2 separate regions of the Mus musculus genome follow, and region 2 is linked to region 1. The links are chromatin loops, found by intact Hi-C in ENCODE. Cell type or tissue: heart. All regions are shown on one strand. Links, peaks and the distances in the headings refer to the core of each region. The heading gives the core; the rest is flanking DNA.

Region 1 (5,366 bases), core at 185-5,184:
CGGTTTGCGAGGAACCCTGGAAATACTGATTCAGCCAGACATAACCACAGCCACAGCTCTCGGGTTTGGTCCAGCCATCCCCATCCCCCCCAGAGCGAAGCAGCTGTACTACCGCGGCTGGTCTGAGCTCTGGGCATCCCTGGCTACCAGCAACCTGGCAATCCCCGGCTGGTGCTGAGAAGTGACAGGGTCGCCCAACGATGGGCAGCGCCTTACAGAACAACCTGGTCTCCTGGCCCTTCCGGGGGGAGACCGAAACACAGAGCGGCGCTAGGCGGAGGTGGGCGGTGGAGGGGGCGTCTCGGTCTTTCGGAGTCCAGCGAACGCTGGGCAGAAACCAATGGGTGATTGTGGCCCATCGGGGATCCCTCGGAAGCAGCCAATGACCTCTCTCCGCTCTGCACCCCGCCCTCTCCACAGCGCGCAGCTGGACCATTGGAGCTAGCAGGATGGGGGAGCGCAGCGCCAGCATTTGGAGCGGGGGGCGTGGCCCAGACTGTGACCCGCCCATCTTTCCCGGCTAGGTTCCCCATTGGCCGAACTGCGGTGCCGCGGCGGGCGGAGAGGAGGGGCGCGAGGCGCGCTGTAGGCGTGGCCTGAGGGCGTGGCTGGCGGGGGGCGGGGCAGCGGCGCTGTCGCAGTGAGAGCCGGAGCAGCGGCGGCCCGTCTGGAGCTGCGGCGGGTGAGCCTGCGCGGCTAGCGGAGCCGCGGGGCCGGGAACAGGTGATCGCAGCAGGAGACCCGCGCCCTCCCGAGTTGCGGCGCCGGAGCCAAGGCTTCCTGGCTCAGCGGCAGGCCCAGGGCTGACAGAGGCCAGCTGCAGGCTTCGCACGCGCTTCCCGGGTATCCCTCTCCCCGCGCGAGCATCTGAAGCCCCTGGGTCCCGCGCAGCCTCGGGAGCGGCAACCGCGCGCGGCGGAGCAAAGTTGTGGACGTGTCCCGACCGCCGGGCCCTGCGCCGTCACCACCGGCTGGGCTCGCGCTCTAGGAGCTGCGCTCGCCCTGCAAGCCCCGGGGGTTCCCTTTGCAAACTGCTCCAGAGGCTGAAACTTCGGGTGCCGGCGGGTCGGGGCCTGCGTCCTGCGCACCCTCCGCGAGGGCGTCGCGGACGGCATGTGACCACTCCGGCGCGGGAAGGCGCGGGAGGGCGCGGGCTCCGTGGATCAGGCGGAGGGCAGGCTGCGGCGCACGGCGGGCCCGGGCTCCAGCCGAGCAGCCCCCCTCGCCCGGGCCCCGCCGAGGCCGCCGCGCCCCCGCCCCCGCGCGGGAGGACTCGCTCCAAACTCCCTGAACTTCGGGCGGGTCCCGAAGCGGCGGCCTCGAGGTGCGCAGCCTTGCTCGGGGACCCCAGCCACTTCACTCTTGCTCCCCACCCTTGAGGACTCTGAGGACTCCCGGGGCCCCGGGCGGAGCTGACAGCCCCCTCCTGCTGGCCGCGCCGCGATGCTGGTGAGGAAAGTGCCGGGTTTCGTCCCGGCCTCGCCGTGGGGGCTGCGGCTGCCGCAGAAGTTCCTTTTCCTGCTCTTCCTCTCGGGCCTCGTCACCCTGTGCTTTGGCGCCCTGTTCCTTCTGCCCCATTCCTCTCGCCTCAAGCGCCTCTTCTCGGCCTCGCGGACCCAACAGCCCGGCCTGGAGGTGATGGCCGAAATCGCCGGTCACCACTCGGTGTCAGAGCAGGAGCCGCCTCCCAACCCTGCCCCTGCGGCTCCGGCCCCGGGTGAGGACGATCCCAGCCGCCTGGTCGGTGTTCTCCGTAGGAAAGGGTGGCTGCGGCGAACCCGCCCCACCGGGCCCCGGGAGGAAGGCAACAGGGTTGCAGCCCTCAGGCCGCAGGAAGAGAGCGTCCGGTTCACTTTCGACTACAATGGTTTCCGCAGCCGCCTTCGACACCCGGTCTTGGGGACAAGGACTGATGAGAGTAAGGAGTCCCAGAGTCTGGTGCGAGCTCAGCGAGAGAAAATCAAAGAGGTAAGCACCCCCCCCCCCAACACACACCTCCCGCCAAGACTTCTAGCTGCAAGCGATTCCCCACCTTCTTGGCCTCTCCTGGCTCCTGGTCTGCCCAAGACCCTTCAGGCAGGCCGCAGCACCGCCCCTCAATCCGAAGTTACTCTCTTTGCTTGGTGCCTACTTTAGGATAACTAGGTTAGTTCATGGCTCCTACCAACCTCCAGGTGGATTCCCCCCCCCCCCACCACCCCCGTCCCCTTTAAGTTCCTAGCCCTGGTGGGCTCCAGGCTTTCCCTGATGGGTTGCTAGTAGGAGTGGATTTTAGGTCCTTAGTTTTCGTTTGTACAGGAGGGAGCCACTAGAAACCCTCTCCCTCCCTGTGTGCCTTTTAAGTCTTGACTTCTCCTAAGCTCCAGCAGGCTCTGGAAAACCCAAGACATGTGAGGTATTTGGGGTCCTGTTTTGTAATCTCTCGGCCTCTTGCAGACCAGAGATCTCGAGCATTCCTGCTAACTGCTTCTATCGAGCGTTGCCACAATTGTACATAATTGCATGTGAAAGACGAAGGAGTGATCAATAAAGCAGTGGGAATGTTACAGAAGCTCCGAGGTTATTGGCTTAATGAGGCGGGTCTTGGACTGGTTCCCCGTAAGGAGTGGGCCGCAGAGGGATTTAGAGGGATCACTAGACTTGAGTCACAGTCTTAGTTTTAAGACATCAAAAACAAACACGGCTTGGAACTGGCTTGCCGACAATTTGCCAAGAGGCCACTGGTACCTGAGTGTTCTGCCCCACCCCAGCTAAGTGTGGTCTGTGAGAACTGCGTGGCCAACATAGCAGCGGGAGCTGCAGTGACACCCCCAGGCCACAAGGGGGCTGTGAGCAAGCACTGGGCCAGGGTCTCTTCCCTGGAAAGAAGAAAATGCTTTTCCTGTTCCTGGGGACCCAGAAGGAGAGCATTGCTCCAGTCTGGACCTCCTAGGTTTACTGTAGGAAGTCAGCAGGGCTGTTTCCATTTCTAGAGAGAGCAGGCAGCACCTTTAGGGTCTCTGCTGCCAAGATGTTCCAGAGCCATTGGAGGACTTGGCTACCCTCTTCCTCTGTGGGAGCTGTCCTTCCTCCCAGGATCACCATTTATGGCTGCTGGTACCCTAAGGTGCTGTGCTGAGCCCTGTTTGAGATTCTGTATGAGCAATCACAGGTCACGGGGGAACCACACATGAGCGAAGTCCTTGGTGTGTGAGTGCTTGTGTGTGTGCACGTGAGCAACTTCAAGTCCACAATTTTCACTCAACTCTCAAAGGTTAATCATCAAAGACTAGAATTTATAACAGTTACTCGAGAGCCATCCTCTCTGCCCTTTCTGTTATGGGGCTTCTTCTCTTCCATTCACCCGGGCCACCTGCCTCTCCTTTTCCTGAAACTGTCTCTTAGCACAGTCCTTCTTTCCCACTCTTCCAAACCTCCATGGTGGGCCACAGCCCCCAGTGAAATCACACATACACCTCGTGCATGCCGTCTCTCATGGGATGCCTAGAGCTGCCAAGAAATTGTCAAAAAGATCTCCAAAAGCATTGGGAATTCTCCAGAGTGGGAGAGGTAGAAGGAGCCACTTCTGGGCTAGAGCCTTCTGAGAGCCTCCCTGGTAGGGCATGGCTGGGGGGTGGGGGGTGGTGGTGGTGGTGGAGCATGGGGGATGGGGGACATGGTAGGCTGGCTCTTGGAGGGGATCTTGGTCCTGCCCATGCAGAGACAGCCTTTGTGACTAGCAGAGTCTGGTGCTCCCTACTTGCTGCAATGGCTGGGGCTGGTAGAAAGGTGTGAGCACTGTAGGCTGTGCAGGTGGGCGTGGTAGGGGCTGGTAGGAGGTGTGAGCACTGTAGGCTGTGTAGGTGGGCATGAGTGGGAGGAGGGCCCCATGGTGCTAGGTATCTGGATGTGTGATGCGGTCATCATTGCCTTACACCTCTGGTTGTAGCTAGAGGCAGGCTTGTGGTTCCTTGCACCTGCTGTTCTATAGCCTCCTTGCTCTGTCTGCAGACTTCAAGCTCCTCAGAGAGGTGGGCTTGGGGCTGTATTCACAGTTATGTTTGGGGATCTGTGGTCTTCTCAGGCTCCTTGACTTTGAACCCTGCCCTATGTCCCTATCCTGAAAGTGGTGGCTTAGAAGGTAAGACACAATGACTGTCTTTGTTGTCCCATCAGAGGAGGGCATCTCGCTGGAGGTGTCTATCCACGGGTCTCCTTCGGTTTCTCTCTGTGTCCCGCCTAGGGGTGGGTCATTTTAGAGGTACCTGTTTTCCGAAAAGGGACTGTGGCATTTGTCTCTGGTTTGTTTATCTCCAGACACAGATTGATTAGACCCAAGGAGAAGAGGAGAGCTAGCATCAGATAAAAAGAGATCTGTTCTTATACGACGAGGTTTTTGAGAGTGGAAGTAAGCATTAGGACAGAATCAGAGAGAGTGACGGATGAGAGTGGATGGAAACCGGACAGACACTCAGGCTCAGGAGCAAGTAAATGTCTTTGTGAACATTCTGATGTGAGAGATGGATATGGCTGCTGATAAGATGGGTCGAGGTCACAGCTTCTGGTTAGACACGTGTCAGGGCCTACTTAATCACCTCCTTATCCTGGGTTTGAAACCGTAGGTGTCGGAGATGGGGGGAGGGATCGAGAGAACCCCTGTTGGCGTCTTAGCTCAGATGTTAACTGTCTGTCTTTGGGTAAGCCACACCCCTTCCTGCAGGACTGGATGAAGAAGAGGTGATAGGTTGTTGGTGGATGAGGGTCTAGCTTTGGCCCCTCTGTAGACGTCTAAGCCAGCGAGGGAGGTCTCAGCATTGTACTTCCTCCTTTCTTGTACCTCTTGGTCCCATTGTGGTCTAGTGGAATCATGTGGTGATGGTTTTGATGGTGGTGATGTTGTGTCCCTGGCTTGTACCCATGAATAGCTATCTAAATGTCCATTAATCTAGTTATTCCCAGCACTCAGGTTGAACTTGGGGGAGATGGGGTTGAATGGCTTGCAGCTTGGGCTCAAGAAGGGCAAAGATGGCTAGAATGCATAACACAGCTCTGAGGGCCATACAAACCCACAGGGGATGCTTTCTGACATTGTGGCATGATGTCACCTACACAGGTGTTGGGATGCATTCATAGCTGTCCTGGGACATGTTTGATAGGGAATGGGAGTCATTGTCCATTGATGAATGAATGGACTGTGGATTCAAATTCAGGCTTCTCCCAACAAGAGTTGGGAATGGGCAGCCTGTTAGCGTCACATCGCAGGGAAATAATGTACAGTTTTGTTCTCGTGATGGTAGGTTGCTGATCTGAAATACCCCCATGGGTAGCTCCCAACGAAGGGGGCTTTTGTCAGAGGCAGTGGGCAGTACGGAGCCATGGTACTGGGC
Region 2 (5,366 bases), core at 316-5,315, 65 kb before region 1:
CGTAGTTTTAAGCACCCCAGTATTACATGTGGGATGCTAGAGCCCTGGCTGCTGGTCCTAGCCTGCTGTGTGACCTTGGGCAAGCTCTTGCTCCTCTCTGGGCCTTTGCCTCCTCACCTGTGAAATGAGGCTTTGGGCAGAGCGACTCAGTGTTGGGCCCCTTGCAGCCCTGACCGTCTGTCTCTACTTCTCTTTCTGGGCGCAGCAGAAGGGCCCCCAGCAGTCTGCCCCTCCATAGGTGACACATGCCTGACAACTCCCAGCAAGTCACCTCCGGAAGGACACACAAAGCTGCTAAACAGCCTTTGCTGCCCACACACAGTTCCCAGGCAGGTCTGATTACCGGGTCCATATGTCTCCCCCGGCCAGCCAGACACCACCACTGAGCTGCTCCTGGGCTCGTGGCCCTGGTGATTGTTTTCCCTCCAGGCTCAAAAAAAAAAAAAAATACATACATATATATATATGTATATATACATATATATATGTGTCTGCTGGTCTAGGATCTAGCTGACCCCGGACAAGAAAGCTGGGGGTCAGCTGTCACCTCTCTACTCACTTCTGAGCCTTCTGAGGGGATAGATGACTCACCAACCTGGTATGGTAGAAACCTGGAGAGGTCAGGAGAAGGAAAGAGCAGCCCTCCCTGCCTGCTGACAGCCCTCCAACTCCCCTCATACCGTTGTGTCCTTGAGGTCATGGTCTCTGATGCATGGGGGAATCACGGGGGACAGCATTATAATGTTCCAAGTTTAAAGCAATGGGAGCCCATGGGGAGAAATCTAACCCAGAGACAGTGGTCCAGGAGAGCTTCCTGGAGAAGGTGGGTGGATTTTTGAGGGCAGGGGCAGGAGTTATCGCCTCTAACTCCAGTCACACAGGACAGCTCCATGGGAAAGGTCTTCTTGCCTCCTTTACAGCTGAAACTTATAATGGCCAGACCATGCCCCCCACTAGGATTCCCACTGAGGCATCACTCTCTGACTCTTGGGGAACCACAGGTATGTCGTGTCTCCTGCTGTAAAGGAGGCTATGGCTGGCTGTACTGTCCACTCAGGCGGAGCACTTGGAACAGACAGGAGGTTTAGAAAGAGTGGAATGTGAGCCAGGCCTCCTTGGGCAGCTAGAGCACACAGCATGTGTGTCTCCCAGCCAGAAGAGATCTGCTGGCTTCTGAAACTAGCCAGAGGTCACAGCTGCGCTGCTGAAGCCCAGCTTCTGGAAGCCAGGTAGTGAACGCCAGACTCCTTTGGGCACAGTCTGAACCAAGGGTTAGCGGGTTTTTTGGTTTTTTGTTTTGTTTTCTTGGTTTTTTTTTAATAGTTAGAATTCTTTGTTATTTGGGTTTTCTGAGACAAAGTTTCACTCTATACCCCAGGATGCCTTGGAACTTGCAGGAATCCTCCTGCTTCAGCTCCATGAGCGCTATGATTACCGGTCTGAGCCATCGCTCCTGGCTCTAGAGTTAAATTACCAGCTTCCTGGGGCTGGAGCAGGTGCTGCCTTGGAAACAGGCTAGAGCAAGGCTACACACCGAGGGCCTGCCCAGACAGGCCGGTGGGTGCACTACAGATAGGATCACGCTTCATTTGACAGATATCATGACTCAGAGCAGGGAAGGACAGCCTGGGTCACACAGCATGCCTGAGTCTGCGTCTAAGGTTGCAATGTCCCTGAGACTGTGGGGGCAGAGGACAGCTAAGAAAGCTGCTAAGGGCATCTACCAATACACTCCCGATCCTTCCCAGCAAAATTCGCGGCCTTCATTCCCTCGTTCAAAGACTCCCATTGCTTTGGTGCGCCCCTCACTCATATTTATTTAATTATTTACATTTATTTTGTGTATGTAAGCAATGGGGGAGGTGCCACTGTTAGCGCCAGGAGGTCAGAGGACAATTTGCAGGAGTTGATTCTCTTCTTCTACCGTGTTGTCTCCGGGATCATTGTCAAGCTTGGCGGCAAGTGCCTTTATCCACTCGACCCTCTCCTTCCCATCTATCGTTTTTTTCTTTCTCTTATTTTTGAACAAGACCCTTATCGTTCTACCTTTCACTCTTCCCATCGGTGAAACGGTATCCAGGTGCCTTTTAGCTGAGCTATCTAGAAGGCCATGGGATCCCGTAGCTAGAGAACGGGGAAAGGCGCTGGGCTGGGAGCCTTGGTGGGTTCTGAGTTTAGGAACACCGCGCGTGCAGCCTCGGAGCCGGTCCAGGTCCGGGAAGGGCGGGGTTGCGCTCTAGGGGCGTGGCGGTGGGCGTAGCCCCTCCGGCCCCGCCCCTAGACGTCGCGGGGAGGGCGGGGGAGGAGCGCAGCGGGCGCGCGCCGCCTGGCCCGGCGGAAAGTTTTCCTGGAGGAGTTTTGGCGGCGGTAGCGGCGTCAGTGGCGGCGGCGACAACCGGAGCGGGCCATGGACGCGCTCAAGTCGGCGGGGCGCGCGCTAATCCGGAGCCCCAGTCTGGCCAAGCAGAGCTGGGCGGGCGGCCGGCACCGCAGTGAGTGTATGCGCCCCGGGTCGGGCCTCCGCCGAGCTCCGGGCCAAGGTGGACTGGGTGGCTTCGTCCCGCCCCGCGCGGCGGGGCCGGGGGTCATGTCCGGCTGCACGTCTGGGGCAGGTCGACAGGGATCAGGCTTAACTCGGGGTCCCCAGGTGTGGCGCGAAGGGGACGTCTAGAGCCTCTCTACCCACTCCAGCACAACCTACAGGGTCCCCTCTGGACGCTGGAGTTTCGCAGGTCCCTGCCTCGAGGGGCGATCCCAGCCCGGGTGCCATTCAGGGTCCCGCTTCCTCCCCTCTGGACGCGTCCAGGTGGCGAGGCTGGAGCCCAGGCTATTTACAAACCCTGTTTTCCTCCGTACTTTTCCTTGGGGGCTGGTCCGAGTCCCTGGGCACCTAGGCAAAAGGCAGACTCAGACTCGCTGCCATTTCTCCCGGGAGTCTGGAAGGGTGGAGAGGAGCCTCCCCCAGCCACCTCTCGGGTTACTTTCGGAGAGCCGTCACCTGGCACCCTCCCCCGAGGCCTGAGAAACCTAGCTTAGGTCCCTCCTCCCTTTTCATTCGCGTGGGATGATCACCCAGGCCTTCCCTTTCTGATGTGAAGCCAAAGTACCCGGGCTCGCGGCACACCCTCACCTGCCACCTACCTGGGGCCCCCCACCTCTCCCACTAACAGTACCCCCTCCCCGCCCCCAGCTTCTCGTCAGCACCTTCCCTTGCCGGGCTCCACCAGGGGAGCCCGAGTTTCCTAGTCCCTGGAGCGCCAGCGTGTCTGGGCCTCGGGAGCCCGCCCTGCCCCTCCTCATTCCCACTGTGGTGTTCCAGTTGTGGGCTCCTCCTAGCCCTGACTGGCATCGGGAACGCGTGCTGGTGCCTACTGGCGGGGGTGGGGTCAGAGGCCCCTTGGGCAGGGCATGTACTGACTTCCACACTTAACTACCAAAATAGCCCTTCAAAAATTCGTGGGATGTGACCAGGGCTTCTGAGTGTGACCTTCTCTTCCAGTGGACGAACCCTGTGGTTTTTCTACTGGGACAAGAGAGAGAAGGGTGGGTGGGGAAGAGGTCTGAAGGGGAGGGAGCCAGGAAGCAGGGGATGAATCTAGGGCATCAGGGTACATTTTGGATGGTGAGAAGTTTCCCTTCCAGCTCCAGCCTTAAGGCCGATCACTTGTTCTTAGTGATTCTGTTTCCTATCCTGGAAAATAGGGATAAAATTCCTGCGGGGCTGGGGATGTGTGTGTTGTGTTTGGTAGGATGCTTGCCTTAGCTTGCAGGAAGCCCGTGGTACTTTAAGTTCTTGGTTCCAGTATCGGCACTAAACAAATCAGGTGTAGCGGTTCGTGTCTGTACTCCCAGAACTAGGGAGTTGGAAGCCTACAAATCAGAAGTTCACAGTCATGAGGTGTCAGATAGTGAGTTTAAATGAGGCTGGTCAGGGATAGGTGTCAGTTAAGATGTTGCTAGTCTATTTTACAGGTTGGTGATGAGGTCTCTTGTTGTCTAGGCTGGCCTAGGACTTGCTGTGTAGACCAGGTGTGCTTTGAGCCTCTGATCCCCCAGTGCTGGGATTAAAGGTGTGCACCGCCATATAGTTATGTCCATGTCCTCTGGATTCAACCTGATTCTTATCAGGTTGGCCAGTTCTGAGATGGGGGCCTCAGCCTGTCTGTACCCTGGAGGGATGCAGCGCTCTCCTCTCTCCCTGCTCCTCCCAAAGCTCTGTGCTCACAATGAGCTCCTCAGAAACCTGGCCTATCTTTGGTTAAGTGTCAAGTTCGCAATATTCCTTTGCCGGGAAGAGTATTGCTTGGTCTGGAACTTTTGTGGGAGTGTCTGTGCTTGTCTTACTTGCCTAGAGGTGGTCTCAGTGAATGCATGCCCCTGCTTCTGTCTCTGGTATTTGACTTCTGTGAGCTCATTGGCTCCTGGGAGGTGACAAAGCTTGGGATTCTTATCTTCAGACCCATTTTAGAGATAGGACCGGGAAATGAAGTCCTAACTCTAGGCCTAGAGCATGGCCTGAGGCAGAGCTTCCCCAGCCCAGGGATCTTAGCCTTATTCCTTGGGTTTTCTGGCTGTTGGGGGGCAGCTCCACCCCAGGTTTGGCTAGCTGGCCCCCAGGACCAGGTTAGACAGGAAAGCCTTGGGTGTGGCCAGCATGAGAGGTTGGGACCTATCCAGCCCTTGGGTCTAGCGTTTAAGATCAAAGGCCAGAGCCTGTTAGATGGGAAAAGGGACTTGTTCTCAGGCGGGAGGACCTGAGTTCTAGTCCTGGGCTCCATTTGGAGGAAGGAGAAAACCGATTCCCAGGAATTGTGACCTCCACACATGCACGGGGACTCTTCTCCATAGACATAATGAGTATTAAAAACAAAACAAAACAAAACAAAACAAAAGCTCAGAGGACAAAGCAAAGATGAGGGATTCTGGGTAGAATCAGCCCCTGCTGAGAAAGAGAACCCTGGCTGGAGCTGCCAAGCACCGACCTGCTGGCTTCCCACTCACCTAGGAAGAGGACTCTTCTTTCTCATGGCCACTTCCCCTTATGAGACAGGGTTTCCCAATGTAGCCCTGGCTGCCCTGGAACTCACTCTGTAGGCCAGGCTGGCCTCAAACTCTGGGATCTCCCTGCCTCTGCCTCCAGAGATCTGAGAACAAAGGAGTGTGCCACCACCCCCACTGGCCAAAAGATCGCATCTCAGCTCCTTGCCAAGAATTTTTCCCAGCTCAGCGATATTCTTCCTAAAGGTCCTGGGGGTCACTGTGACCCTCATTCCTTTGTGGGTTGTGCTAGGCTGTCAGAGACAACCCCCAAAAGATAAATACAAAGTACCTGGTTCAGTAAAGTGATGGTAGGTGGGGAGCTACTC

Evidence for each region. A loop is a pair of places that touch in the nucleus more often than their neighbours do. Peaks named below come from ENCODE experiments on the same cell type or tissue, not always from the same donor. Only the 100,000 strongest peaks of a DNase experiment are listed, where the experiment ranks them.
Region 2: it touches region 1 in a loop (2.4-fold over the local background); 2 of 42 quality-filtered maps call a loop at or near these places.

Annotation. Positions count from the first base shown.
Region 1 is chr4:134,699,547-134,704,912 of GRCm38, reverse strand. It overlaps Man1c1 (mannosidase, alpha, class 1C, member 1), which reads left to right and starts at 623. Exons shown (of 12, transcript NM_207237.3): 1 at 623-1,968. The coding sequence starts at 1,444. In heart, for the core only: CTCF peaks have their summits at 1,528 and 2,814 (motif pointing right); DNase peaks (open chromatin) are centred at 492, 1,752, 2,752 and 3,752; H3K4me3 peaks cover 4,087 bases; H3K27ac peaks cover 3,037 bases.
Region 2 is chr4:134,764,942-134,770,307 of GRCm38, reverse strand. Ldlrap1 (low density lipoprotein receptor adaptor protein 1) reads left to right here and starts at 2,304. Exons shown (of 9, transcript NM_145554.2): 1 at 2,304-2,492. The coding sequence starts at 2,408. In heart, for the core only: a CTCF peak has its summit at 3,239; DNase peaks (open chromatin) are centred at 1,047, 1,752, 2,377, 3,167 and 1 weaker place; H3K4me3 peaks cover 2,821 bases; H3K27ac peaks cover 3,337 bases.